7 separate regions of the Homo sapiens genome follow, and regions 2, 3, 4, 5, 6 and 7 are each linked to region 1. The links are chromatin contacts, found by Hi-C or POLR2A ChIA-PET in ENCODE. All regions are on one chromosome and are shown on one strand. Each heading gives the region's core, a stretch centred on a gene start or an enhancer-like site at or near the end of the contact. The rest is flanking DNA. Distances are from core to core; before and after follow the strand shown.

The links. A loop is a pair of places that touch in the nucleus more often than their neighbours do. ChIA-PET counts read pairs that join two places held with the same protein, here RNA polymerase II (POLR2A). Pooled maps may share reads with other maps.
Region 2: a loop to region 1 is called in a map of tibial artery, with 10 times the contacts of the local background. The contact joins the enhancer-like site here to the promoter of PPCS in region 1. A Hi-C loop is called at or near these places in 3 of 168 maps with a recorded cell type or tissue (CD8-positive, alpha-beta T cell, naive thymus-derived CD4-positive, alpha-beta T cell and tibial artery) and 10 of 50 pooled maps. POLR2A ChIA-PET finds 5 or more read pairs at or near these places in 1 of 52 experiments (AG04449).
Region 3: a pooled map shows a loop between it and region 1 (5-fold over the local background). The contact joins the enhancer-like site here to the promoter of PPCS in region 1. A Hi-C loop is called at or near these places in 6 of 50 pooled maps.
Region 4: a pooled map shows a loop between it and region 1 (3-fold over the local background). The contact joins the promoter of EDN2 here to the promoter of PPCS in region 1. A Hi-C loop is called at or near these places in 4 of 50 pooled maps.
Region 5: a pooled map shows a loop between it and region 1 (4-fold over the local background). The contact joins the enhancer-like site here to the promoter of PPCS in region 1. A Hi-C loop is called at or near these places in 1 of 168 maps with a recorded cell type or tissue (breast epithelium), 1 of 37 single-sample maps with no recorded cell type and 7 of 50 pooled maps.
Region 6: a loop to region 1 is called in a map of naive thymus-derived CD4-positive, alpha-beta T cell, with 4 times the contacts of the local background. The contact joins the enhancer-like site here to the promoter of PPCS in region 1. A Hi-C loop is called at or near these places in 2 of 168 maps with a recorded cell type or tissue (both naive thymus-derived CD4-positive, alpha-beta T cell) and 8 of 50 pooled maps. POLR2A ChIA-PET finds 5 or more read pairs at or near these places in 1 of 52 experiments (activated CD4-positive, alpha-beta T cell).
Region 7: a map of CD4-positive, alpha-beta T cell shows a loop between it and region 1 (7-fold over the local background). The contact joins the promoter of CFAP57 here to the promoter of PPCS in region 1. A Hi-C loop is called at or near these places in 4 of 168 maps with a recorded cell type or tissue (CD4-positive, alpha-beta T cell, CD4-positive, alpha-beta memory T cell, CD8-positive, alpha-beta T cell and 1 more), 2 of 37 single-sample maps with no recorded cell type and 17 of 50 pooled maps. POLR2A ChIA-PET finds 5 or more read pairs at or near these places in 2 of 52 experiments (activated T-cell and naive thymus-derived CD8-positive, alpha-beta T cell).

What each region holds. Positions count from the first base shown.
Region 1 is chr1:42,454,449-42,458,015 of GRCh38, reverse strand. It overlaps PPCS (phosphopantothenoylcysteine synthetase), which reads right to left and starts at 1,473. Exons shown (of 3, transcript NM_024664.4): 1 at 943-1,473; 2 at 666-769. The coding sequence starts at 1,450. It overlaps ZMYND12 (zinc finger MYND-type containing 12), which reads left to right and starts at 1,994. Exons shown (of 8, transcript NM_032257.5): 1 at 1,994-2,128. The coding sequence starts at 2,019. It also overlaps a transcript of CCDC30 not described here. RefSeq lists enhancers at 1,123-1,242, 1,333-1,402, 1,643-1,872.
Region 2 is chr1:41,660,811-41,664,625 of GRCh38, reverse strand. All of the region lies in intron 2 of HIVEP3 (HIVEP zinc finger 3), which reads left to right. Among named protein-coding and RNA genes, the nearest start is that of EDN2, 180 kb to the right of the region's middle. RefSeq lists a silencer at 1,644-2,523. Within about 2 kb of position 1,930, at least 31 of the 41 ENCODE cell types and tissues checked have a DNase peak (open chromatin) inside an H3K27ac peak, as active enhancers do; they include CD8-positive, alpha-beta T cell and tibial artery, where a contact is called at or near this core.
Region 3 is chr1:41,749,455-41,753,446 of GRCh38, reverse strand. All of the region lies in intron 1 of HIVEP3 (HIVEP zinc finger 3), which reads left to right. Among named protein-coding and RNA genes, the nearest start is that of HIVEP3, 170 kb to the left of the region's middle. RefSeq lists enhancers at 887-1,076, 1,437-1,596, 2,867-2,996. Within about 2 kb of position 1,371, at least 7 of the 41 ENCODE cell types and tissues checked have a DNase peak (open chromatin) inside an H3K27ac peak, as active enhancers do.
Region 4 is chr1:41,482,245-41,486,073 of GRCh38, reverse strand. EDN2 (endothelin 2) reads left to right here and starts at 1,391. Exons shown (of 5, transcript NM_001956.5): 1 at 1,391-1,536; 2 at 1,871-2,027; 3 at 3,486-3,608. The coding sequence starts at 1,473. RefSeq lists enhancers at 1-284, 3,133-3,829.
Region 5 is chr1:41,801,045-41,804,718 of GRCh38, reverse strand. The region is part of intron 1 of HIVEP3 (HIVEP zinc finger 3); the gene reads left to right. Among named protein-coding and RNA genes, the nearest start is that of HIVEP3, 120 kb to the left of the region's middle. RefSeq lists an enhancer at 174-233. Within about 2 kb of position 1,723, at least 18 of the 41 ENCODE cell types and tissues checked have a DNase peak (open chromatin) inside an H3K27ac peak, as active enhancers do; they include breast epithelium, where a contact is called at or near this core.
Region 6 is chr1:41,889,719-41,893,375 of GRCh38, reverse strand. All of the region lies in intron 1 of HIVEP3 (HIVEP zinc finger 3), which reads left to right. Among named protein-coding and RNA genes, the nearest start is that of HIVEP3, 27 kb to the left of the region's middle. RefSeq lists an enhancer at 1,620-1,919. Within about 2 kb of position 1,680, at least 28 of the 41 ENCODE cell types and tissues checked have a DNase peak (open chromatin) inside an H3K27ac peak, as active enhancers do.
Region 7 is chr1:43,169,787-43,173,620 of GRCh38, reverse strand. CFAP57 (cilia and flagella associated protein 57) reads right to left here and starts at 1,291. Exons shown (of 23, transcript NM_001378189.1): 1 at 1,168-1,291; 2 at 711-886. The coding sequence starts at 867. It overlaps EBNA1BP2 (EBNA1 binding protein 2), which reads left to right and starts at 1,331. Exons shown (of 9, transcript NM_006824.3): 1 at 1,331-1,568; 2 at 1,652-1,735; 3 at 1,970-2,142; 4 at 2,742-2,865. The coding sequence starts at 1,503. It overlaps MIR6733 (microRNA 6733), which reads left to right and starts at 1,909; the gene lies at 1,909-1,969. RefSeq lists a silencer at 865-1,064 and enhancers at 1,175-1,224, 1,305-1,434, 984-1,619, 1,565-1,794, 1,620-2,256.

The sequences.
Region 1 (3,567 bases), core at 224-2,723:
TCCCACTTCGTACACCCTCTGCTCATTTTGTTTTGATTTTTGGTGTTTTTTTTTTTTTTTGCGACGGAGTATCGCTCTCGTCGCCCGGGCTGGAGTGCAATGGCGAGATCTCAGCTCACTGCAACCTCCGCCTCCTGGTTTCAAGCGATTCTTCTGCCTCAGCCTCCCGAGTAGCTGGGATTACAGGCGCCTGCCACCACGCCCGGCTAATTTTTGTATTTTTTTAGTAGAGACGGGGTTTCACCATGTTGGCCAGGCTGGTCTCGAACTCCTGACCTCAGGCGATCTGCCCTCCTTGGCCTCCCAAAGTGCTGGGATTACAGGCGTGAGCCACCGCGCTCGGTTCTGCTCATCTTTTAAAACCCAGTTCAATTCATCTCCTCCAAGAAGCTTCATCGACTCCCCCAGGATTCACTCGCCCCATGATCTGACTGCACTTTGTACATACCTCCACTAGAGCATTTATCACTCTGTATTGTAATTATGTCTGTGTCCAGCTCCCTCACTAGATTGTGAGGTCCATGAGGGAGGGCGGTGTCTTATTCATCTCTGTATCCCCTGTGCCTAGCGAATACAGATGCAGAAAGGCCATCTCCAGATCAAGAGGAAATTAACCCAAGATTGGTTATATGGGATTAGATCTCTGGAAGAGAAGCGCCCATCACCTGCAGTGGGCCCCCAGATGACTGGATCTTGTGTTCAGGCATTTCAGAGACAGGAACATAGAAATCTGACACAGCCGCAGCCAGGTAAAACATCGCAGAAGGGCCTGCAAAGAGAAACACAAGGTGTTAACAAATCGGCGAGGTACGATATAGGATCAGCTCCTTCTCAACTCGGGTTCCCCAGCTGAGATCCGTGGGTAAGCAGGAGGTAAGGGGATAAGTGGCTGGAAAGAAAGGCTGTGCTTCCAGGCAAAAGGGGTACTCCTAGGGCACGCACCTAGCGGATTGAGTGCCTGGGCCGCAGCCTGCAACAGATGCAAATAGTCCGCCAAAGTGGTGAACTCTACTGCCAGGAAGGTGCCTGCAGCCGCAGCCTCCTGGTAGCTCCTCAGAGCCTCAGCAAAACCCGGAAGTGCATTCTCCTCGGCCTCCAGGCTCAGCAAGCCCGAAAGGGCTGGGCCCGAAGGCCGCAGAGCGGACAGCCAAGTCTGGGGTGGGAAGCGGTGGGCATAGGGGAAGGCAGAGCGAGCGCGATACAAGAACAGGACCCCGTAGCCGGCGGCTAGGAAGGCCTCGGCCGAGGTTGCACCGCGCCGCCCGCTGCTGAAGTTGTCCAGGAAGCGCACCGGCCGCGCTTCCAGTGGGACCTTGGTGCCGCCTGACGTAACCAACACCACCCGCCGGCCCTGCGCGCCCAGCCTGGCCGCGAAGCGAGCCATAACCTCAGCCCAGCGCGCAGCACCGGGAGGCTGGGGGAACTCGGCTACCGGATCCATTTCCGCCATCTGCAGCGCAGCGGCCGGCGCCTGCGCACGTTTCGCGGCCGCCGCGCCACGCCCCTTCTCGCCTACCTGGTGTACGCGCCGCGCCGTACTGAGTGGGCGGTTCACTACCCTTCTTTTGACACTAGGTCCCGATCTCGCCAAGTCTGGAAATGCGTAGTTGTTCTGCCCCAGAGCCCAGCGAAAGTGACACTGCAACGAGGGGGATCCCCGGCTGGGTGGGCATCTGGTAGGGTCACGTTCCCTCACGTTCGTTTCCTAGCCTGGGTGAAGAACTGGCCATGTTTGACCCTTACCGGCCACTGTACGGGCCTTTCTGGACTTGGACTCCTTGGGAGTCGTTTCTCGGCCATTTGACCCGTGGGACTTGTGGGTTTTGTGCTGCTTTTTCTTTCTTTCTTCCCCTTTTCCAACTTCAGCAATACACCCAGATGTTAGTCGAGTCACGTCCCGCCGCCCTCTGCCCTTGAAATGCTGGCAAGTACGCAGCCCCGCGATCGTCACGTGACGCCGGGGTTCAGCGTATCCTTGCTGGGCAACCGTCTTAGAGACCAGCACTGCTGGCTGCACCATGAATGTGATCTACCCACTGGCAGTCCCCAAGGGGCGCAGACTCTGCTGTGAGGTGTGCGAAGCCCCAGCCGAGCGGGTGTGCGCGGCCTGCACAGTCACTTATTACTGGTAGGCCCTGAAACGTGGCACCTGGGCGCTATAACTCCCTCCCTCTCTCCCTTTCCCGGGTCTGGCTTGGGTACCTTGCGTTAGCCGTTGCCCCTGACTCTGCAAGGGACACCTCAAAACGGCTTTAAGACAGGCCCCTAAGACTCCCGTGGCCTCGTCTGTCTCATCTCCCACTTATTCGTCACTCATGTTTTCTGAAGGCGTACTCTGTGTTATGCACTATTTTAGGTGCTAAAGTTACTGGGGCAGCTCGGTAGATCAGTTCCTTCAAAGATCTAACATTCCAATGTGGGAGACAAATCAGTAAAGAAACAGGCCGGGCGCGGTGGCTCACGCCTGTAATCCCAGCACTTCGGGAGGCCGAGGCGGGCGGATCGCCTGAGGTCAGGAGTTCGAGACCAGCCTGGCCAACATGGTGAAACCCTGTCTCTACTAAAAAATACAAAAATTAGGCGGGAGTGGTGCTGGGCGCCTGTAATCCCAGCTACTCGGGAGGCTGAAGCAGAAGAATCGCTTGAACCCGGGAGGCGGAGCTCGCAGTGAGCGGAGATCGCGCCACTGCACTCCAGCTTGGGCAACGAGAGTGAGACGATAGTGAATGGGGCAGTATGTGGAAAGCTTTCCCTGTGGAAGAAACATTTGAGCTGCATTTTGAGAGGGCAGTCAGAACCTGCTGTGTACAGGAGTAGTGAAGAAGGGTAGGGCATTCCCGGCATCCGGGACTGCTAGGGCAAATGGCAAAAGAACAGAGTTTGCTAAGGGCCGAGTGGAGAACGTAGTAGTGGAGGGAGCAGTCAGTGATTTTCAAACTGCAGGCCAGGGCCCTTTAGCAGTTTATGAATAAGTCACAATCACCATTTAGAGAAAACAACAACAACAAAAAAGAGCACAGAATGAGTAGAAAGTATCAGGTTAATCCTACCTGAATTGTTTCTTAAAACTTTTGTCTTAGTGTTTTATGTGGACATGTGTGTGTGTACAGGAAAAATGTATTTCTTACTATAGGTTGAGTCAAAATTAGCCGGATGTGGTGGCGTGCACCTGTAATCCTAGCTACTCGGGAGGCTGAAGCAGGAGAATCGTTTGAACCCGGGAGGCGGAGGTTGCAGTGAGCCGAGATCGCTCCATTGCACTCCAGCTTGGGCAACAAGAGTGAAACTGTGTCTCAAAAAAAAAAAAAAAAGTTGGAACATCATTGTGATAGGTAGTAGAAGTTTAAACCAAGAAGATAAAGGTTAGGGCTAGACAGTGACATGAGATCAAGGGTTTGGAATTTATCTCCTGGGAAACCATGAATGGTTTTGAGCTGACATGCTCTCATTTGTGTTAAGGAAAGAGGATGGGCTGCAGTGTGGCAGATACAGAGGAAGGTAGACACTGACGGCTGCATAACAGATCAAGAAGCTGTTGCAGTACCTTCTCATACTGGCCTAGGTGTC
Region 2 (3,815 bases), core at 681-3,180, 790 kb after region 1:
TCACTTAACAAACATTTGTAAACTTATCAGTCCTGGGAGGGGAGAGGGATCAAGATGGAAAGTTCCCTGAAGCTCCCAGTCTGAGGAAGAGGAGGCCCCCAATAACTGACTTCAATGTGAGGTGATGGGCAAGTCTGTAGAGGCAGGAACTATTGAGTTGCCTGTGGCATCATGGAAGGTGACCAAATCCATTGGGAGGGTCCCTTGAGGCCAGGCCACCTCTCAAAGGGGAGGAGGATGTCATTCAACTTGGGGCAGGAGCAAGGCTGTCATCTGAGCCTGTGTGTGTGAATGATAGAAAGTCACCCCTCAGGGCATATGAATTATAACAAGGCACCCACCTCCTCTGCCTGGAGTTGCTTTCAGACAGAAAACGGGAAGCAGGACAGTGGGGGCAGGGCAGGAGTGGAGTGAGGAGCAGGAATCTGTCCCAGGGGGCACCCCACCCCAGTTGCCCTGCTCAAGAGAAGGACCTGTATCAAGGGCAGGCTTGGATTCAGGGTGTGAAGGACAGCTGGAGGGGGTGGAGAAGACATTTCAAAGGGAAAGCCTGTATGAAGACCTCAAGAAGTGGAAACTGGTGCAAAGTGGTGCGTGTTGGGGGTGGTGGCTGGGCAAATGGCAGGATGGGCTGAGCTCTGGGAGATGCAGCTGGTCCGTGGGGCCTTGCATGCCAGATCAGGAAGTGTGGTCCTTCCCTTTGGGGCTTTGTCAGAAGGAGGATGACCCAATTAGAGCTGGGATTGGGCCCTGGGAGCTGATGGAAGTTGAGAGAGACTGGGGTGGTGGTGATCCACAGAACAGCTGGGCAGCTTGGCAGCTGGTCAGTGGGTTTGCAATCGTGTACGTGAGTGTGCAGACCCATGTCCAGCTGCAATCACACCTGCCTTGACTCTCTGCAAGCCCTGGAGCCATAGCTTCCTCCTCTCTGCCCCTAGGAATGTAGTGCCTCTTAGAAGGTGGGGGTTCCCTCCATTAAAGCTGGGGGTCTGGGAGGAGTCTATTTGCTCTGATCTGGCTTTGGAGGAAGGGTGGCAGCTCTATCAGAGGCTGTTGTATAAAGGCACACAAATGCCCAAGGTCACTAATCCGCCCTTTGGGCCTAGAGAAGTTGAGGGCATGACTTTGGAGCCAGAGGAAACCTGGAGCCTCCAAGGATCCCCCTGGAAACTTGGGTCAGCATAGTGCTTAGTTCCCCTGTGGGGCCTCAAACTTTCATGACCCTGAAAGGGAGTGCTTGGTTAAATTCTGCATCCTAGGCACTTAACTTACCTCACTCTAGTCCTGGCTTAACCCCACTCTACACCCCCGACCCCCAGCTCCATTGTCTCCTCCTGAGGCTGTTCCTGGAGTCAGCCAAACCCAGGGCCAGCCCTGGTTCCACTGTGGCAGAGGGTTGACCTCTGCCAAATAACCTCTGGTGGGCATCAGTGAAATAACAGATCACGGAGAGAGATCTCAGGGTCCTGGCCTTCCCGCAGACCTGTGGAGGCCTGGCTGGGAACTGGCTCAAGTGTGCTTGATCCTGGCCAGAGCAAGGACCAGAGTGACTCAGGCCCAAATCCCGAGATCCAGCAGCTTCTGGTAAAGTCAAGCCATTGGGAAGCCCCGGGGTGTCCCCCGCCCCCACCCCAGGCCTGAGCCCAGGGAGGCCCTGGCAGGCCCGCCCCGCCCAGAGCTCATTAAAGCGGATTCCCGCCTGGGGAGGCGCGGGCTTCCCGGAGCCCGGCTGGCACCCAGGGGGAAGGCGGGGAGCGCACACTTTGGGGACGGCGATGGACTCCCGCTGGGCCCGGGTGCGACCAAGGCGTGGCGCAGAGTGGCAGGGCCCCGGCGGCGGCGACAGGGGCTTCCCTGTCTGCCCTCCCTAGAGGGCCCAGGAGGAAAAGACAGCGCCGGAGCCGGGGCGGGCGCGGAGGGAGGGGCGGCGCCCGGAGTGACACGGCCTGTCACCGAGGAGGCCGGCGCGCAGACCCTCCCCGCGGCCGCCGGCAGCCAGGGATTCCCCGGGCGAGGAGACCCTCCCCTGGCAGCCGCCAGCCGCGCCCGGGCCCATCTGCGACCCCGGCCGCGAAGGCATCCCGGGGTGGCCAGCAGTGAGGCCGAGCGGACGGGAGAGGCGCCCCGGGCCGGCGGCGGGGTCCCCGTGCTCGGCGACAGGAAACTCTGGGGAGTGAATGGAAAGAAGTGGGTGGTCCGGCCCCTGCGACTTCCCCTGACATCACTGCCCAAATAAGGAGCTTCCAAGCGGCCGCGGGGCGGCCCGGAGCCGCGCCCGCCGCCGGCGCCCGCCCGCCAGCCCGCCCCGCGCCCACCCCGCGCCGCGTGGGCCGCCAGCGAGCGCCTGGGGCACCGCCGGGCGGAGCCGAGCCGGGCGGAGCCGAGCGCGCGGGCGCTGCCGAGCCGCGCGGAGGCCGGGCGCGCAGCCCAGCGCAGCCCAGTCCAGCGCGGCGCAGCCCAGCCCAGAGCAGCGGAGCCTCGGCCGCCCGCAGGTAAGCAACGAGCGCCCCGCGCGCCGCGCCCCCGCCGCGGCCTGGCAGCCCAGGGACCGGGCACCGCCGAGCGGGCGGCAGAGGGACCGGAGGGAGCCGCGTCGGTGGGAGAGGGCTGGGCGCGGGCGCGCTTGCAGTAGTGCGTCGGTGCCAACTCCCGGGACCCTTGGAGTGAGGGGCCCCGGCTTCTTCGCAGCCTGCGGTGGCCTGATGCACGCGCTCTCAGCCAGCGTTTTCCAGACACTACTTCTGTCACCACCCTAGGGCGACACAAGCGTTCCCGCGTTCACACACTTCTCTGGCACACTCGCGCCTGGCACGGCCGTTGGCGTGCACAGCCTCCTGTGTCCAGCGCAGACTCTCACCCCGGCGCGGCGCTCACCCCTCGCACCCACGCATACCGTGGGACACGGCACACCCGGCGGGAGCTGCTGAATGGGTTTGGCAGCCCTAGCTTCCCCCAAGGCCATGCAGTTTCAGTCTGTCAGAGCCCACCAGCCTGGGGCTCCTCGGGGCTCATTGGGAGTGAGTTAAACTAGCATTGCTCTGGATCCTCCGAGGAGCCCCTCCTCCCGGCATAATGACAGCTGGCACTGGGGGTACATCCTAGCGGGTTGTACCTGGCATGGTCAGGAGGGTGTGGCGACTGGGAGAGATCTACTCCCACTTCACAGCCTGGATGTTTCCAGAGCGGCTTCTACTCCAGGGGCATTTCTGAGAGCACCCTCCCCAACCCCCCTTAATCAGAGCAGGGTGCTTGGGCTTCAGACAGAAGTGGTGGTGGCTGCAAAACAGGTGCAGATAGCATCAGCCTTGGCATCTTGCAGGGATCTCTGCATAGTGGCCACAGTTGTTTATCTATAAAAATATAATGTATTGATTGATGTTTCATCAAGGACATAGGGGAAACTGATAGAGCCAAATTATGGGTCTATCCCTTAGTGACTCTGGGCAGACTCGTTCGTCTCTTTCAGGCTATGTTTTATCAAAAATGGAATGAGTGTCCCCAGAGGTATGTTTTTAAGAAAGATTGAGATCACGTAAGTAAAAAATGTTTTGTAGATGTAAAGCCTTGTGCACGTGCCAGTAACTGTGGTTTGGATGATTTCTGGGCTGGTAGTTGTCATGGCTCTGCTCTGTGACTTAGAACACCCTTTCTGTTCCATCATCTGCAAAAAAGGGGTCATTAATAAGTGTCCTGTGTGCCTAGTAGCAGATTTTCCCAGTGTGTTCAGTGGATTGTTAGTTCTGAAAGCTGTTCCACCAGTAAAGGTTTCCCTGTTAGAGTAAGAATGGCAAATTGTGCAAGCTCTCTATTACCCT
Region 3 (3,992 bases), core at 122-2,621, 700 kb after region 1:
ATCCTCCTACCTCGGCCTCCCAAAGTCCAAAGTGCTGGGATTACAGGCGTGAGCCACCGTGCCCGGCCCATTGCTTCCAATTTTTAAAACAAACAATGCTAACATGAATATCCTTGGAGTGAATTACTCATACACAGTCATGATTATTTCCTTAGGATTAATTTCTAAGATTGAATTGCTAGGTCAAGGGGATGCACATTAAAAAAACACTTTTGACAGGTATTTCTCCAGAAAGGCAGTATCAATTTCCATACTTACCAGAAATGTGTGACTGTGTCTTTTTCCCTACACTCCCACCAATGCTGGGTCTTGTCATTTTTAGAAAGTCTTTGCCAAGTTACCTGCCACTGTTCTCACGTGAGTTTTTACAGAAGGAGTTTTGTGTAACTTGATAGAATACAACCGCTTTACAGCAACTCAGAGACAGTCTTTCTGTGGTTGTAAACACGCTCAATAAAACCCAAAGGCAGTGCCCAGCGATGTAGCCAGTGGAGCAGCAGCCAGGCTAGTAGCCAGACTCAGATGTGGATCTTTCCCTGAGCCTAACACTTTGTAAAGTGAGCACTGAGATTGTCCAGCGGAGAGAAGGGACGCCAGATTATTTAGAACACTTTCCTGAATTGTTACTTTTCCTAGCCAAGCTTTGAATAGAACCCAGAGAGGTCAGAGTTCAAGGTTTTGCTGTCTTCTAAGGCCTGCCCTAAGCCAAGGGTTCTCAAACTGAGAGTGCCTCAGAATCACCTGGAGGGCCTGGGCTTGTTCAAACACAGACTGCTGGTTCTGTCGGTCTGGGACAGGCCCAGGGATTTGCATTTTTAACAAGTTCCCAGATGACGCTGATGCTCCGGGTTCAGGAACCATACTTTGAGAACTGCTGGCCTGGAGTGTTGGATGTATTTTGTCTGCCTCCCACTGGGTCTTTCCCTCAGCCCCCTAGGCTGGGTTAGGCACCAGCCCCTGTGCCCCATGGGAGCTCCATCGCCGTGCTGACCACATCACAGTCAGAGCCGCAGTCTTCCCTGGTCTTTTTCCCCTCTTTGGAGGTGGACCCTGGTCTAGGCCCCTGGTTCATCTCAGTCCACCCAGAGCCTGCTGAGCTGCTTGGCACAGAGGCATTCAGTGAGGGCTCCCCAGAAGGGTGAGGAGCTATTGCGGAGCCTCCGTGGGTGACTGCCACAGACTCCATGTGTGCTGACCAGGGAGGTGCAGCACAGAGGTCACCCTGTGGTTTTGAAAGTCAGTCATCCGGATTCATTCTCACTTCCTCTGATCGTTGGATTCTGATGTCATCAAGAAGATTTTCGGAAATCAAACAGAAAGGCAGTCCAGTGGACTTGTTGTGCAGTGAGGAACCAGAGAAGGAGAGGGACTAACTCAAAGTCACACCCCTGAGTGATGACATAGGTAAGACTTGAACCCATCACCTCCCCAGCAGTCTTCTATAAAGAAGGTGGAGTGAGAAGACAAATGTGATATGGACAGGGTCATGTTGGAGAACAGGCCTGGATCCTCCACCCACCACAGGCTTTGGACCCTCCACCCATCACAGGCTTTGGACAACTCCCTCTCTTGGGGCCCCCACTTGCTCATCGGCAGCCTGAGTATGATACCATCTGTGTGATGCTTTTGTGTGGATTCACTTTGGTCACTTGTGCAGATGGGCCTAGTGCTGTGCCTATGGGAAGCATTAGACACTCTCCTGCCTCGCCATGACTTCTGTTGGGCTTTTCATGGTCCCTTGCCCACCACTGAGTGCTGTTGTCCCAAAGGGCAGTAGCATCTCTGGTCACACTTTGGCTGGGTGAGTCTTAAGCTCCAAGAGAAGGACAGGGGAAAGGTTGAAGAACGCACACCTGAAGGTGCAGGTGGGGCCTCATGTGATGTCAACCCTGCTCATTTCGTGAACTTCCCTTCCCTCCTCACCACATCCTCCTGGGGTTTTTGGTGTCAGAGCTCAAGGGGAAGGTGCAGGCAGAAGTTAAATATAGAAAGGCACCTACTCATGGTGAAATGCGTGGGCTGAGCCCTGGGTGAGGGGGCGTAAGCATCTGCTAAATTTAGCAGGCTGACTTCCTCTCCTCTTCCCTTGCATGCCATTATGCAAAAAAAAAAAAAAAAAAAATGTGTGTCAGTTTCCCTCGGGATGAATTCAAAGGGTGAAGAGGAGAAGTTGGAAATAAAGCCTGCCAGTTAATCACGACCTCTGGCCCCTGGATGGTCCCATCTGTTGTCACTTTTTATCCTCAGAGCAGTTCTATGGGCTGGGCAGGGAGGGTGTTGCTGATCTTGCTTTACAAGTGAGGATGCTGAGCCCCAGAGAAACCAGGGACTTGGCCGGTCATTGCATGGTAGAGCCTAGACATGAACTTCGGGTTTAACACGGATGCCCATGTCCGTTCTTACGAACCTAGTCCAAGGGTGCACTGGGGGCCGGGTGCGGTGCGGTGTCTCACACCTGTAATCCCAGCACTTTGGGAGGCCGAGATGGATGGATCACTTGAAGTCAGAAGTTCCAGACCAGCCTGACCAACATGGTGAAACCCCATCACTACTAAAAATACAAAATTAGCCAGGCGTGGTGGTGCATACCTGTAATCCTACACACCTGTAATCCCAGCTACTTGGGAGGCTGAGGCAGGAGAATCACTTGAATCCAGGAGGCAGAGGTTGCAGTGAGCTGAGATCGCACCATTGCACTCCAGCCTGGGCGACAGAGCGAGACGCGTGTCAAAAAAAAAAAAAAGTGCACTGGGCTTGGTAGCTCAGTAGGTGATAAAGAGTGCCCAATCTACAGAGATTTTCAAGGGTCTTGAGTGGTTTGGTAACTGCAGGTGGGAAGCCTACAAGCTAATGAATATGAGTGGCAATGAACCAAGGCCCGGCTACTCAGTCCAGCAGCAATGGCCTCGCCTTGGAACCTGGAAATGCCAAGGCCCAGCCCCAGCCCAGACCTGCAGAATCTGATTCTGCCTTGTAACAAGGTTCCCAGATGATGCACACACTGGAGCTTAGGAAGCCTTGGATTAATGCTTTGAGTGGGCTCACTTAGAGAATCAACTAATGGAATTTTGGACTCCAGTCATTCATTCCTTCACTCCCTCGTTTATTCAGCTGCCATTTGTTGATGAATTCCATGTTTGTGGACTCATGTTAGAAGTTGTGACAGAAGATAGCTGCTAACACTTACAAGTGCTTGCTGTGGATCTGGCGAGGTGTTGTAGGTTTATTAATTTGTTTAATCATTACAGAGACCCTGTGGGGTAGGTGTGTGCAGTTTGTAGAAGAGGAAGCAGGCTAGAGAGTTTTAGGCAACGTGCTTAAGGTCATGGCGCTTAATGAGTGGCAGAGCCAAGATTCCACCCAGGTTCTGACTCTTAACCAGGAGGCTCCACCGCCTCTAAGGATTACAGAACCAGAGCAGCTTGGTGCTGCTCAGGGCTCAGACCTCACAAGCCAGAAAGGTTCCAAGTGATCAACTGGGCCAGGGTTTTGTTTCAATTTTGGCTTTAGGCTACAGAGCCATTTGCTCATGTAACATTTCATGCAGATTCTGTGAGAGCTAGAGCTGCTGTTGTTGGACAGAGGTGACCCCCACATACATTTCACCCCCAAGGCCACACCACTCTCCCCTGTGCCCCCGGAGCTCCGTAGAGCACATGCTGAAGCCACTCACAAGTCCAACTTATTTGTTTTGCAGATGGGAAGAACAGGGGCTAGAAAGCGAGATGTCTTATCCAAGATCACATAGCTAATGAAGACCAAATTAGTTAGGGCTATGTGAGCCCCAGGTGAGCTCTGTTCCGTGGGGTGAGGGGATGGGAGGATTTCGCGCCAGAGAGCACACGGCTGATCTATGTAATGACATTTCACAGGGAAAACCCTTTGTCATAGCATTTCTAAATTTTCTTAGGAATGAAGGAGCCTCAGTGAAACTATGTTGACAGCTTGACAGCTACAGGCCCTCTCTCTAGAATTATTCTCATTCTCTCTGT
Region 4 (3,829 bases), core at 142-2,641, 970 kb after region 1:
CTTCATAAATGTCCAAGGACAAAGGAGCTGCTGAATACAGGAACTGAGCATTGGGCATCCTGGGTTCTGTAAGTGGAAAGCCAGGTGTGCATCTCTTGACCCCCCTGCCCTCAGGAAGCACTCGCAAGGCCCCTACTGTGTGCAGGGTAGGTGTCAGGCCCTGCCTCCTCTGGGGCTCTGGACCTTGAGATTGCAGGGGAGATAAGTGCAATGGGATGAGTCAGGCAGGCACGAGAGGCACAGGCCCTGGGAATTCCAAGAAACGAGAGGGCCTTTCCTGTTGTGCCTGGAGACAGGGTCCCTGAGAAGACTCCAGCAGGAAGTGGACTCTCAGCCAGGGCAGGAACAGAGGGTGCCTGCCGGTTCCCTGAGCTGCTCAGCACAGCTGTGGTTCATCCCTGCTTTCCCCTCCCCGGCAAGGCTTCTGGGCCAGCAGAGGGGCAGGAGCAGAATGCCAGTCCCCAGAGAAGTCCCCTGGCTTACTTCTTTTGCAGACAGTAGCCCCCGGTGGAAGCCAAGACATCCTGTCATGGCCAGGACAGGAGACTGTTCAAGGGGCGCTTTGTGTGTGTGTCCTCAGGGACATCTTTCTGGAAAGGGGTCTGAAGCCACCTTCTTAGTCTCAAAGGAGCCTGTAAGCCAAGCAGGTGAAGTACCTTCTTGTTTTGGCCTTGTTTGCAAACAAGGAAACAGGCCCAGGAAGGATGCCCTTGGCCATGGCTGCATAGCTGAACAGCTTCTGGAAGGGACTAGAACTCCTGCCCCAGGCCCTGGGGTGACAGGGCAGGGGTTGAGGGGGGCATTTCCTGGGTGAGGTGGGGATGAAGCAGTTCCAGGCTGGTCAGAAGTCAGGCATGAGCTGTGTCCTTCACAGAGGGAGGCAGGCCCAGAGAGGGCTCTGACTCGCCCAAGGCCACACAGCCTTGCGTGGGCCTTTCACATCCCACACAACAGAGGGGCATCCTCAGCCTGGTTGGCAGAGGGCAGGCAGGATAGATGGCAGAGTCTTCTCCGAGGAGAGGGGTTTTGCTCATGGAACCTCCTCCTCCACACTCACAGCCCTGGGCGAGACCTGTGGAGCAGCCGCCAACAGAGTGAGGGAGGGGGCTCGGGGCAGCTGGGGGTGACTTGAGGAAGTCCAGCTGGACTGCGAGGGGCCCCTGGGGACTGCCAGGGAGCCTCAGGACTCCCAGAGGTGCTCCAGGCACAGAGGGAGGAATGGGCCTTCCATCTCCCTCCCCCCTTCACTGCAGAGGCTGGGTCGGGCCAGGCGCCCGGGGAGGAGGCGGTGTCCCTGGCTCCCAGCCCGCCGGTGCAGCGGGGCAGGGCTGGACCAGAAGGGGTGGGGCACCGTGCCTGGTATAAGAGGCAGCCAGGGCACCGAGGCAATGAGCTATCTGCTCAGCTTAATAGCAGGACGCTGGCAACAGGCACTCCCTGCTCCAGTCCAGCCTGCGCGCTCCACCGCCGCTATGGTCTCCGTGCCTACCACCTGGTGCTCCGTTGCGCTAGCCCTGCTCGTGGCCCTGCATGAAGGTGAGCTGCCCTGGCCTCACCTGCTGCCTACAGCTCCTGGGTCTGCCTATCTCTGTCTCCCTCTAGGGCTGCAGTGCCTCCCAAGCCAGCTGGGGGCAGACAGGGGCGGGAGCCTGGCGGCAGTGGTGGCAGGGGAAAGGTTCTGCAAATACAGAGGTGCCCAGGCTCCCCACGGGCTGCTGGGACTTCCCTGGGCTGGCCTGGAGCTCTTGAGCAGCAAGAGTGCCAACTCCCTCGATTATGCAAGAGGAGGGGCATGGTGGGTCCCCCACTCTGGGATGTGCCAGGCACCCCAACCCACCTCTCCACCTCTCTCTCCCTCCTGTGCATGCAGGGAAGGGCCAGGCTGCTGCCACCCTGGAGCAGCCAGCGTCCTCATCTCATGCCCAAGGCACCCACCTTCGGCTTCGCCGTTGCTCCTGCAGCTCCTGGCTCGACAAGGAGTGCGTCTACTTCTGCCACTTGGACATCATCTGGGTGAACACTCCTGAGTGAGCATCCATGGGGATTGGGGGCAGGGGGAGCTCTGGGGCAGGGTGTCAGGGTGGAAGCTACTGGCATGCTAGGGAACGTTGACACATTCCATCTCTCCCTGGGCCTCCAGATGGAGGCACTGGCTAATATCAATAGTTAATTGTTTCAATTCCTGAGTGGGGACCACCTGAGCCATAGAGAGGGCTGTCTTCTGAGAATTCTTAAGACAGCCTGGTAAGCAAGTGTTGGCCCCGTTTTCCAGATTCAAGTGCTGAGGCTCAGAGAGCTTAAGCGCCTCCCCCAAGATCACACAGGTAATTGTAAGGGTAGGCACCATCCTCGGTTGGGGAATGCCGGAGCTCACAGTCTCTGTCATGCTGCCTCTGCATGCTCTTCCAATAATAATACGATTAGTGACAGCACCCGTGCTTTGACTATGCCAGGCTCTTTGCCAAGCACTGCACGTGCATGATCATCTCAGGAGCCCCCCCATCCTCCCCATAAGGCAGGATAGTCCCTCAAACGACAGATGAGAACCTGCCCTGTGCTACTGGCTACACCCGGGTGGGAGCCCCGTGCTGTCTGTTCCGCCTGCACCCGCACTGCCTCCAGGCCACTGCATACCTTCAGTTGAAGTTTCTGTGTGTGTTTGTGATTTTTTCCCCTCCCCAAATTGCAAAAGGCAAGAGAAGCCCTGCACGTAAGCGTGTGTGAAGCTAATCCGCATCCAAACACTTGCTTAGGGCGGGAACCCTGCCAGTCCCTGCGTGCTGAGTCTACCTGGAGTCACTGCGACTCCAACCACACCATCTAAAATTAGCTCTGTCACTCGAAAGTGCTGGTCTAGCCAGCCACAGGGCCCCTGCCATTCCCCTGGCCCGCTTGATCAGACTCTGAATCTGAAATTAATCCCATCTGAACACACACACACACACACACCCCACTTTCAAGTCAAGCCTCTAAGGCACATGTGTTACCCCTCCAGGCAAGTGGGGACCAGATGGGGGCAGCTTAGCTATGAGCCTGTGTTTACTTCTGTGAGATGGAGTGGCCGCCCTTCCTCCAGAGCTAGCTGAGAGCCTTCTTTGAGAACAGGGGGACCAGCCTGTCTGAGAGGGGAGAGAGACTAGGAGGTTCCCAATTCCCAACTTCAGGTAGGATCACAGATTTCCTTGCCCCCATGCTGGGAGCTCTCAGTGAGCCAAGCCAGGCCCAGAGAAGGGGAGGGTCTTGCCAAGGGCTACCAGGACCCTTGTGGAGTAGCCTGTGACTTCAGTGGTGTGACTTCTTGAGGTCAAGGGCTGGTCACCTTTCATTGGCACCCTGCTGGCATGGGTGGCTGTCCCAGTGGGCAGTGTGGACAGTCCCTGCTTGCCAATGGTTGTGGTTTATTTAATCCTCTCTCTCTTTATTTTTTTCTCTCTCTCTCTTTCTCTCCACCCCACACCACTACCTTGCTGGCTGCCCGCCCACAGACAGACAGCTCCTTACGGCCTGGGAAACCCGCCAAGACGCCGGCGCCGCTCCCTGCCAAGGCGCTGTCAGTGCTCCAGTGCCAGGGACCCCGCCTGTGCCACCTTCTGCCTTCGAAGGCCCTGGTAGGTGGGCACCCAGCCTGCAGGGGCATAGGGTAGCTGCAAGCCCGGGCATGCCCTGGGGAGCAGGTGTCTGGGAGACTAGCAGAGGAGCGAACTGGCAAGTTGGGGGTGAGAAGCGACCCAGGGGCCCACAGGCTGCTTTGGGTCCATGGCACCATCCCTTCTTGCAGGAACCAGTCACCCATGGGGGCCTCCCGGTGCCCAGCTCTGGGGGCTTCTGG
Region 5 (3,674 bases), core at 474-2,973, 650 kb after region 1:
AGTCGTAGAGGATAAATTGTTATGAATCAAGCCATATTTTAAATGGTTCCAGTGATGCAGATGACTTTGACATCTGCAGTGAATGATTTGATAATCTAAGGAAATCTAAATCCCTTCCCTCTCTCTCCTTTTCTCTCTTTCACATAAAAACTCTTTTTCATGTCTTGGGTGACCTTAGGGAGATAAGCCTTCTGTATCAGTTCTGCCACTCAATAGTACATGACCTTGAATGAGCACCTGGTGGTGGCTAGCTCCAGTTGCTTCAGCTGTAAAATGGGCACAGCCAGCCTTATCTGGCAGGTTTGTCTTGAGGATTAAACAAGCCCGTGTGCCTGCAGCACTGGGCAGATTTTGGCAGAGGGCGGGCTTTTAGCTTTCACACAGGAACCTTCTGTCGGTTGGTGGGGAGAGCCATGAAAACAGTAAAATACAGAACTGTGGGTGAGTGTGAATCCAGGCAGGTACAGGCAGGGGCTGTGGGACCACTGGGGAGGGAAGCCCACCTTTGTGGAGTCGTTAGGCAGAAATCGGAGGTGGGGACATTCGAAGTGGGTTTTACAGAGTAAGTAGGAGCTGTTTGCTCAGTTATTTATGTATACCTCACTTTATTCCAAATAAAGATTTGAGATCATATACATTCTACATTAAGGTAAAATAAATTTAATAAAGAAATAATATGCAAGGGAAAATAAGAGGAGAAACTAAAATAAAGCCATGGACAGGTTAGGACATAAACCTGCTAGAGGTGATGAACAGGTTTGGCACTGTGCTTCCTAACAATGAAGACAAAAAGGGAACATAATCGATAGGCGGTTCTTAGTCATCATGTCCAGAGGATTAAAAATGCACCCAGTGCCCAGGATGTGCACAGCTTTCCCTGGGGCTAAGACCTAAGATACATTTTCCCCGTGATCCCTCAACAAGGGGAGTTTGTGTGACATAGTCCTTAGCAACATTGCTGTTCTAACCATGTCATTCCAGTATGATTGCTTCTGAGGAGAGTGTACCAGGCAAGGAACACTGTTCTTGGCAGAGGGGACAGCATGAGTCCAGCTTCACGTGGAGGGAATGTCTGCAGGCCTATTGTCAGTGTGGCTCTTGGACCATGTGGCCCAGTGGGGCCTCTGGGTACCTATGGAAGCAGTTTTGGGGTGAGTGGCATGGCACCAGGTGAGGGGCCACAGGAAAAGCAATGCTGGGGTGTGGAAGACTCACTTTGCAGACATGTCAGGGCCAATCCTGTTAGGACATGACAGGAATCAAGGCTTCTGTGGCCCTTGCAGTTGGGGTCATTAGTAGCTGGATCAGAGACTGAGAAGGTGGGGCCTTGGCAGTGCAGGAAGCATGATTGGCTGGGCTGCCTGCTGGTCTTGGGCCCCAGAGGCTGGTCACCTTTATAAAGACATTGCAAGACTTTTTCGCCTGTGAAATTTAAAGCAACAATAACAACACATACTCCGCAGCCTGTCAGGAAGCCATGTGAGAAAGCTGAGCTGCCCCACTGTCAGAGCCTCATATTTTGGGGTTTTTGTCTGTTCTATTTTTGAGGCTGGTAAACTGGTTTCCTGTTTGTTGCAAAATGGGTGGTTGTTGCTGTCTGTGCCTGCCTTGGCTTTGGCCAGGCCTGGAGGGAGGTGGCCTCACCAGCCTAGGCCCATCCTTCTGCCTTGGGCCAGTTCCCTTCTGTACAAATGCCAAAGAGGAACCCAGCATTGCCAGGGGCAGGGAGTGGGGGCACCCTGCCAGCTGCTTCCTAGGGTTTCTGAGCGTGTTTGAAGTCATCATACTCACTTTGGCAATGCCTCTCTCTGGGAGGACTAGCTTCATGTCACTAAAAGTGGACACATTTTATACTCAGAGGTCAAATTAGCAACTCAGTAAGAGCAGGGGGATGGGACTGGGAAGAAAGAACCATCTGTCATTGTAAGGACAGAAGGGAGGAAGAGAGAAAAACCCATGTTAATTGATACTTGCTATGTGACTGTCATTTTCACAACTTGTATCTCATTTAATTGTTACATGTCATTCCCATTTTACAGGTAAGAAGCCTGAGGCTCAGAAACAGTAAGTCGACTAGAATCATTTGCTCAGGATGTTGGCACTTTGGCAATGCCTTGGAGAGCAAGTTCAGCATTCCTCTCCTATTCCCACCCTCCATCACCTTTTTATTGAAGATGAAAGCCAAAAAAAGAAAAAAGCTTGGGGCCAGGTGCAATGGTTCATGCCAGTAATCCCAGCATTTTAGGAGGCTGAGGTAGGAGGACTGCTTGAGCCCAGGAGTTTGAGACTAGCCTGGGCAATATCAGGAGACCCCCATCTCTATGAAAAATAAAAAGTTAGCCAGGTGTGGTGACACATGCCTGTGGCCCCAACTACTCGGGAGGCTGAGTCGGGAGGATCTCTTGAGCCCAGGAAGTTGAGACTGCAGTGAGCTGAGATGGCGCCACTGCACACCAGCCTGAGCAACAGAGCAAGACTCTGTCTCCAAAAACAAAAACAAAAAGCTTGGAAAAACTCCCAAAGCTAGGTAGTAGCTGAGTCTGAAAGTTACTTAACTAGTGGTTTCTAGTCTACTGCTTTTCCAAACTGCCTTAGATGCTTTCTAAACTGGCAGGGACATGATACCAGTCCAGCATTGAGCAGAGTTTGAACTTGTGGCTAGGCAAGCCAGGCCCAGCCGCCATGGCATTTACATTTGGACACCTTGCTTCTCTCCCAGAGCAGCTGGATAGTGGTGTCCCAGTAGGACCTGTGGGCCAAGGGTATGCCTCTCCCCTGCCCCCCACTCCTTGACATACCAGCTTCAGATCCTGCAATTCCCTCATTGTCTTTTGGGGTCAAAGCAACGAAGGCCCTTCTAAAAGCATGGGTCTGTTTCATTGGCTGATTATTTCCTCTCATCAGTGGTTTTTGGTGGATTCAACCTGCTCCTGGACCCCTAGGGGCATTTTTTTTTTATCTTATTTTATTTTTTTCAGATGGAGTCTCACTCTGTGCCCCAGGCCGGAGTGCAGTGGCGAGATCTCGGCTCACTGCAAGCTCCGCCTCCCGGGTTCACACATTCTCCTGCCTCAGCCTCCCGAGTAGCTGGGACTACAGGCGCATGCTGCCATGCCCAGCTGATTCCCTAGGGGCATTATTATAAGGAGAACTGATATCTATTTTCACATGTGTATTTTCTCAATCAACAGATGCTAAAAGTATCAGTAATTTCTTGTAAGAGTCTTAAAATTACCAAGGCTGGAACTACTACCTGGGGGGCATTCTCAGGTCTTAGTAGCTCTTCTCAAATGATTAGTATTCCCAATTAACTCAACCTAGGGCTGGGTGCAGGAGGGAGTAGAGAGATAAGAAAACCCATCAGCCTAGGTGGCATGGCCTTGAGGAACCTTGGAAAGGGAAGAAGGGAGACCAGATTGAAGGGAGGAATTACCTGGGGCAAGGGAGGGGGATGTTGCTCTTATGCTATCCCTTTGCTACTCCCTCAACCTTAATAATATCTTCACTTAATCTCTTCCTGCAGGGACCTCTCTTCCTTCCAGGCTCAGCACAGAGGGTCCTTCAGCAAAAAGCCTTGCATCTTCTTCTTTTCTGGGCCCTAATAAGCCCACGGTTACACTGCCTGTCTTCTGACCTCCCTTCATCGTACCTGCTTTTAAGTCCTTTGTGACTTT
Region 6 (3,657 bases), core at 431-2,930, 560 kb after region 1:
AAAACCACTGGGCAGAGAGAGGGATTAATATCCTGGAGAGTTTTGCAGCAGCCTGACTTCTCAGTTCCAGGGTTCAGAGCCCAGTTCCCACTTATCACCTTATTTCCTTACAGACCAATGGTCAGAGAAGGCCAGGATCATGGTGGCTGGTATGTGTACACACAGCAGCCGACAAGCTTCTGTATGTGGGTTTGAGCCAGAGGCTTCTCAGCTGTGGGTTTTTTGCTTTTCTGTTTTTTTTTTTTTTTTTTTTGAGACGAGATCTTGCTTTGTCACCCACGCTAGAGTGCAGTTGCACGAACATGGCTCGCTACAGCCTCAACCTTGCGGGCACTAGCTGTCCTCCTGCCTCAGCCTCCCGAGTAGCTGGGACTACAGATGTGTGCCACCACCCCTAGCTAATTTTTGCATTTTTTTTTTTAGAGATAGGGTTTCACCATGTTGCCCTGGCTGGTCTTGAACTCCTGAGCTCAAGCAATCTGCTCGCCTCAACCTCCCAAAGTTCTGGGATTACAGGCATGAGCCACCGTACCCAGCCTTTGCTGTTTTTTGAGCTGTTTTCTTTTCTTCTTTTTGGCTGGGCACGTTCAGACTATAAGGTGGGCCAGGCTATGTGGCTGGTTTGAGTTTCTCTCTGCAGCTGTCAGCAGCAGAGTCCAGGCAGCCACACTGACCCATGCTGCCTTTCTTGGAGGCACAGCTGGTTGATTTAACTGGAGTCACAGTGTGAAGGGTCCCAGAGCAGAGGGGTCAGCTGACAAGAGGAGAGCCAACGTTCAACATTTATCGTTGCCATGTCATGATACTGCCTCACTCAGCACTTATTCTGATTTGCAACATCTGGGTCTTTTTTTCTTCTCTTCCTGCCTTCTCTGTGCTCTCTTTGGGTTTCAGAACTTGAACCTGTGGCAGCAGTGGTAGGCTGTGGTTCAGAGCGTCTGGGCATATGTGAGATGTGAGCAGAGCCACTGTGTTCTTGGCACCCAGCTGCTAGTTCCGCTCTCAAAGCCCCATTTGTAAGAAATATATTGACCAGCCGCTCAGTGTCTCTGACCAAGTTCTTAGAAAAGTCTCAGAGCTAGCAATATGTTTTACTCCTAGTGGGTGGGTGGAGATGGGATGGGGAAAGGAATTTTTTGTTGTTGTTGTTTATTTGTTTTAAGATAAAGCTCTGGTGTTTGGACTCATTTAAAGAGAGCTATGCAGTGTCTTGTTTGAATGTTTGTTTTTATGGGTTAATGGCTTTGCATCAGTAGTCACAGCTTCGGTGTCCAAATATTTTAGTTCTGGTTCAGAACCTACTTTTCTCTTGTTTTGATGCAAGCTATTTTCCTAGGGTACTCTATTTCTTTTCAATAGAAAGGTGATATTCACCCTTGCACTAAATGAGTGTTGATATCTGATAGGGAAACAGGCAGCTCTTGTGCTGGCAGAACCGATGTGCCTTTCTCCTTAAAATCTCCAGGACGCTTTCTCTCGTGAGTTTTACTCCTTGCCTTTTCCCATTGGAAGGCCATCTCTTTTCACAAGCAATGAAATCAGGACATGGGAAGAAGTGACTGTAGGAGAAAGAAGACAGCTGTCAGTAAACGTAATTAACCCCGATCTCCTCTGGAGGGCTGCCTCTTGAGCGAGCTGTGCTTTAAACCAGCCCGAATGGATGTTCAGAACAGAAAGAGAAAGTGAGTTACCAAGGACTTCTGGGGAGTGCCGTGAGCAGGGGTTCCTTTCTTACCTGGAGGGAGCCCCACACATTCAAATCATTTGCTGAGATCTAGCTAGGTGCTGTGCTGGGGACACACCGATGACAGCCTGTGGAAATGCTGGGCCTGGTGGACCCAGGAAGCGTTGACTCCCAGAGCAGGAGGGGCAGCCCGTCTTTGCAGCATGGACCTTGCTGTGGTAACCCACACCATCAGCCCTTCTGCCCCGTGACACCACCACTTCATTGTCAGGAAGCACAGTTAAGGGGAAATGAGTTTTGTATTTTAGCAAAGTTTAATTGAAACTCAAAATTCCCCCCAGTTGGATGCAAACTGTCTTATGTGAGTAGAAATACATGTGCAACCCAAAATTGGGAAATAAGTTTGGGGCTTTTGGGGTTGGGCCTGCCTGCTGTTTCCCTGTTTTTTTTCTGTGTTCCTGCACATTGATTAGAATTCTTGTCCCTGTTAGTCCAGGGTGAAAGGGGAAGGCTGGCAAGTTTGGACACATAAATCTTACACCAGACGAGTTTCCTGGAAAAAGATCAGATCAGGCCTAAAGCAGGGCAGTCCTTCTGGCAAAGTGACTCTGTGTGGTCAGGTGGCAGTGGCCATCTGGGGAGCCCGGAGCCTCTGGGTGAGGAATGTGTTGGCCACCTCTCCAGCTGGCCTGCTCGTTTCAGGGCTCCCGTGTGGTGGAAGCAGGACCGTAGAGAGGCAGCCTCCCAGGCAGGCTAGTCATTCAAACCTCTCCCTTATGCATTATCTAATAATTATGTAGTAAGGAATGGGAGAGCTGCCTGAGTGGAGCGTTGACAATGTGCAGGTTATATAAGGAAGCTTGCCCAGAGACCTGGGTTAACAGGCCTCACATTTCTCATCCCCCTGACCCCAGGGTTATAGACAATTGCCCTTCAGGCAGCTGCCTGGCCAGCCCACGCCTTGCCCAGACTTGGAGTAAGATTCTGGAATCAGACAAATGTGGGCTTGAATCCCAGCTCCACCACTTACCAAGTTGGTTTTCCGGGGGAAGCTGCTTAACTTCTCTGAGCCTCAGGCTCCTCATTTGTAAAATGGTCCAAGGATTAAATGACAAACTATATAAAAAGGGCCATGGATCATTCATCTCCCAAACCTCAGCATCACACAATAATCCCAGGTAACAAACCTGCACATGAATCTACAATAAAAGCTGGAAAACATAAATAAGGGCTGTCACAGTGCCTGTACTGTGGCTCTTCAGAACTCAACCCAGTTGTCACTTGGCCCAGGAATCAGGCCCTTCCTGGATTCCAGGTCCCTCATTTGTGCCCCGAGCATCTTTTCTACCCTAGCTCTTGTTCACTTTTCTGTTTCTCCCTTTAGGCTGTAAGTACCTTGGAGGCAGGTGCTATGTTTGGTTGTCTCTGTGCTCAGAGCCTGCACCAAAGCAGCCAGCACTTAAGGAGTGCTGACTGAGCATTCCAGGCTTGGTTCTAAGTAATTTACATGTGAAAATTTATTTAAACCACACAGCAACCCATGAGGTAGGGACTATCATCATCCCCATTTTACAGACAAGGAAACTGAGGCACAGGGTAATTGAATCACATGCCCAGTGGCACAAAGCTAGTCATTGGCCGAGCCAGGATTTGAACCAGGTACATCTGTTTCAGAATCTGTTCTCTTAACCACTGTGCTGTCACTTGAGTTGTTCATTGGATGGTGAGCAGATGGGGCAATGTTATTATGGTTAAACTATTATTGTTAATTCCGGGCAAGCCACTTGCCTTTCTAGGCCTGCTTCTTTGTTCATTAAGTGGGGAGCAGGGTTCTTGTGAGGATTAGATGGGAGTGATGAGTATAAAGGAGACTGCAAACCCTATCCAGAGCCATCACCTTGGGAGTGTCACCGTGGTAATCAGAGTCCGTTATTCCTACAGGAGCTCCATCCACAACTGCTCTGCAGGGGACA
Region 7 (3,834 bases), core at 42-2,541, 720 kb before region 1:
TGAATCTCAAAAGCATGACATTGAACTGATGCAGCAAGACACAGAATACAGGGAGAAGCACTAGAACTGGTAATATTCTGTTTCCTATGCTGGGTGGCTGGGTTCACAGATCTACATTCTATTGTAATTCTTTAAATATGACATATATGTAGGGTACATTCTTTTGTATGTATATGTCACAATAAAAGGTGTCAATGCAACAAAGAATGGGAAAATGGATTCGGTTGTTGAAATAATGAATATCATTAACAGGACCACTGTGAACAAAAATAAGGGCTGTAATGCTATACAAATGGTTATTTGCGACTTGGGATAAAGTTTACAGTGTCTTCATCATACTTGGATTCAAACGGTGATATAATGAAGGTGGTGTGCTCAGGAAAACTGTTAGACAACTCAAAAAGTGGCTCTGGTGATGACAAAGGCAGTGATATTGAAGACACCAAAAGAGGGGTTCTTAACATATTTTCATGAAATTACAGTGAAAAAAGTACTTTTAAATTAACATTTTATATGTGATTTTAACTACATATGCGTGACTGATTAATCTAGTTTCATAATACAAGTCGCCATTTATTTCCTCTACATTTATAATACTGCATATATATTCAAATTGGCCAAAATCTTTCTTTCCAATCATCATGCTGGGATTATGGGGTTATATGTGGCACATACCATTCCTGTATATGTCAGGATGGAAAAAGTTTTACCTGGAATGAATTTTTGCCATTTCTGATCCACATTGTACTTCACACAGTGATTTCCTGAAGGAAATATAATGATCTGTTCATCGAAGTAGAAGATATTGTTGGCCACGTGGGATCGAAGACCAAAAACATGCAGCGTCTGAGCTACCACGGCTGACATGATCTCCCGCCAAACAGTTCTGCTGAAGACCAAGGCAGCGCTTCAGAGTGGAGAGCACCGCCCCGCTCCGACCCCGCCCCCGGCCCGGACTCGCCCTCCCCGCCCTTTGCTCCTCCCCTTGTCTCTCCCCTTTCTCCTCCCCTTGTCCCTCCCCTTTCCCCTCCCCTTGTCCCTCCCCTTTCCCCTCCCCCGGGGTCCTCCTCCGCGCCACCCCACCCCCGCGGCTCCTTTTTCTGCCTTTTCCTTTGTACCCTCACTGCTACCAGCTCCTTCTGGCGACCCCCAGGTACCCCCTCCCACCTTTCGTTTCTCTCTGGGTCAGCAGACCACGCATGTATCCAGAGGCGCTACCTGTAGGGATCCTAAGCAACCCGGACACTTTCAAACGCCGTAGCGGTTCCTATAGCAACGACAAACCGGAAGTATGGTTTGCCGCCGGAAGCGGAAGTCCCAATCAAAAGTTGAGCAGTAGCTGTGAGTTGCTGGCGCTGGAGCGATTCGGTGGCACGTGGAGCCACGGCGTGGGAGTAGGGGGCTGAAGGCAGGCAGCAGCGGCCAGGGCCGCCCTCTGCTAGCCGCTTGGGTCTCGGGATACCCCGTTTCTTCCTGTAGGTGTGGGACGTGCGTGCGGCGAGATGGACACTCCCCCGCTCTCGGATTCGGAGTCGGAATCCGATGAATCCCTTGTCACAGACAGAGAGGTAGGTGTCAGCCGAGCTCGTGGGGCTGGGCGTGGGAGAGGGGGCCTTACACCCCTGGGAGTGACCGTGATTGTGTCCTGCAGTTGCAGGATGCGTTTTCCCGAGGGCTTCTGAAGCCAGGCCTCAATGTCGTGCTAGAGGGGCCGAAGAAGGCCGTGAACGACGTGGTGAGCGTGGGCACAGGGTCGGGGGTACTCGGACATGGGATGCGCTTCAGGCGCTGTTGGGCTTGGGAGACCGATTCTTGTCCCAGGAAAGATGCACCCTGCGCCTCGCCAAGAGGGTCAATTACCTGTCTGGGTATTGGGGATTAGCACTTTGTCCCTTCGCCTAACAGCCTGTGCTTGGGAAAGACAAACTCAGAGTTCCCTTCTTGTGAGCTCAGTGTCTGGATTTCCTAGAATGGCCTGAAGCAATGTTTGGCAGAATTCAAGCGGGATCTGGAATGGGTTGAAAGGCTCGATGTGACACTGGGTCCGGTACCGGAGATCGGTGGATCTGAGGCGCCAGCACCTCAGAACAAGGACCAGAAAGCTGTTGATCCAGAAGACGACTTCCAGCGAGAGATGAGTTTGTATGTTTGTTTTCAAATGTTGGAGAAGTTGAGGATCCTTGTGCAGGAGAGTGGGAAAGAGGGGAAATTAGTAAGTCTGCACTCAGAATAAGCCTAGGAGTAGAGAGAGCGGCTTCTTTTGACTAAGAATAGCTAGGAGATTCTTCCTGTTTGAGAGAAGAGCTCTTTGGTCCACGGTCACGATCCAAAATCCACTTTATGGGCTAATTTGAAATATTCATGTTAAAACTTTTTGTGCATGCTTCAGTTATTAGGAAAACAAACAAACAAACATTGCTTATGGGATGTTCTTGTGTGGAATTGCTTTAGTAATTACATAAGAATCCATAATCGACATTCGTTTGTGTTAATGGGTACCTTTAGAGTAGTCATTCTCTTAAACTATTTTTAGCAACACCCCTCCCCTTTTTAAAAACTAGTATACGGCTACATTTCTTTTAGATACTAAATCAGTGAGACAGTTTTTGTTTGTTTGTTCTTGCTAATGGAGGTCAGATTTTGAGAGTCCTTCTGAGCTTGGATAACTCATGATTGGCGGTGAAAAGGAACGTAAGGCCTCCTCCTTCACCTCATTACACATTTTGTCCTACGATTCTCAGCTATCGCCAAGCCCAGGCCGCAGTGCTTGCAGTCTTACCCCGCCTCCATCAGCTCAAAGTCCCTACGAAGCGACCCACTGATTATTTTGCGGAAATGGCCAAATCTGATCTGCAGATGCAGAAGGTAAGAAATAGAAGTTTTCCTCTGGAAAGTCAAAACTTTGTACTTAAGCATATTCAGCTGGCTTAGAAAGATAGCTATGAGCCCAATAACGGGGAGCCAGTTGTCAGAGGACAATTATTACCTCTTCCATAGATTGGCTACTTCAGAGTCATGCCAGTTACCACCAATTAGATGCATATAAAAATGACATTTTTTCTAAAATCAGCAATTAAGGAGAGGAACAGTGCTGTGTGAAGTGTGGTCCCCGAGGTGAAGATGGCCCAGTGCATTTCCTAGCTGGCATGGTCATGACATGGTGTGCAGAGAGGACAGCATTCTTGTGCCCTTGCCACTGTCAGTGCTAGAACTTGTAGACAATTACTTTTCTCTGGGCCTCAGTTTTCTCCTCTGTAAAATGAGGGATTCTTAGATGGTTCAGATATAGTACAATTTAGAGTTGGGTAGAACTTGGACCTCATTTAACTTTGGAAGAAGGGATTGCCAGCATGTAATCCAACATACATTCAGCCCTCCATAGCCATGGGTTCAGCATCTGTGGATTCAACCAACCTTGGATCAAAAATATTGGGGAAAAAAATTTGAAAATATTGCAAAAGGAAAACTGAATTTTCCGTGTGCCGAGAACTACATTGAATCCATGAGAATGAGGTGATGCATAGCATTGTATTCGGTATTATAAGTAATCTAGAGACTATTTAAAGAAGCGGTCTGGCACTAGAGACTAGTTTCGTGGATGACAATTTTTTCATGAACTTGGGGAGGGGATAGTTTTGGGATGAAACCGTTCCATCTCAGATCATCAGGCATTAGATTCTCATAAGGAGCAGGCAACCTAGATCCTTTGCATGCATAGTTCCATGCATAGTTCACAGTAGAGTTCGCACTCCTATGAGAATTTAACGCCACCACCAATCTGACAGGAGGTGGAGCTCAGGTGGTAATGCTTGCTTGCCTGTCACTCACTTTCTG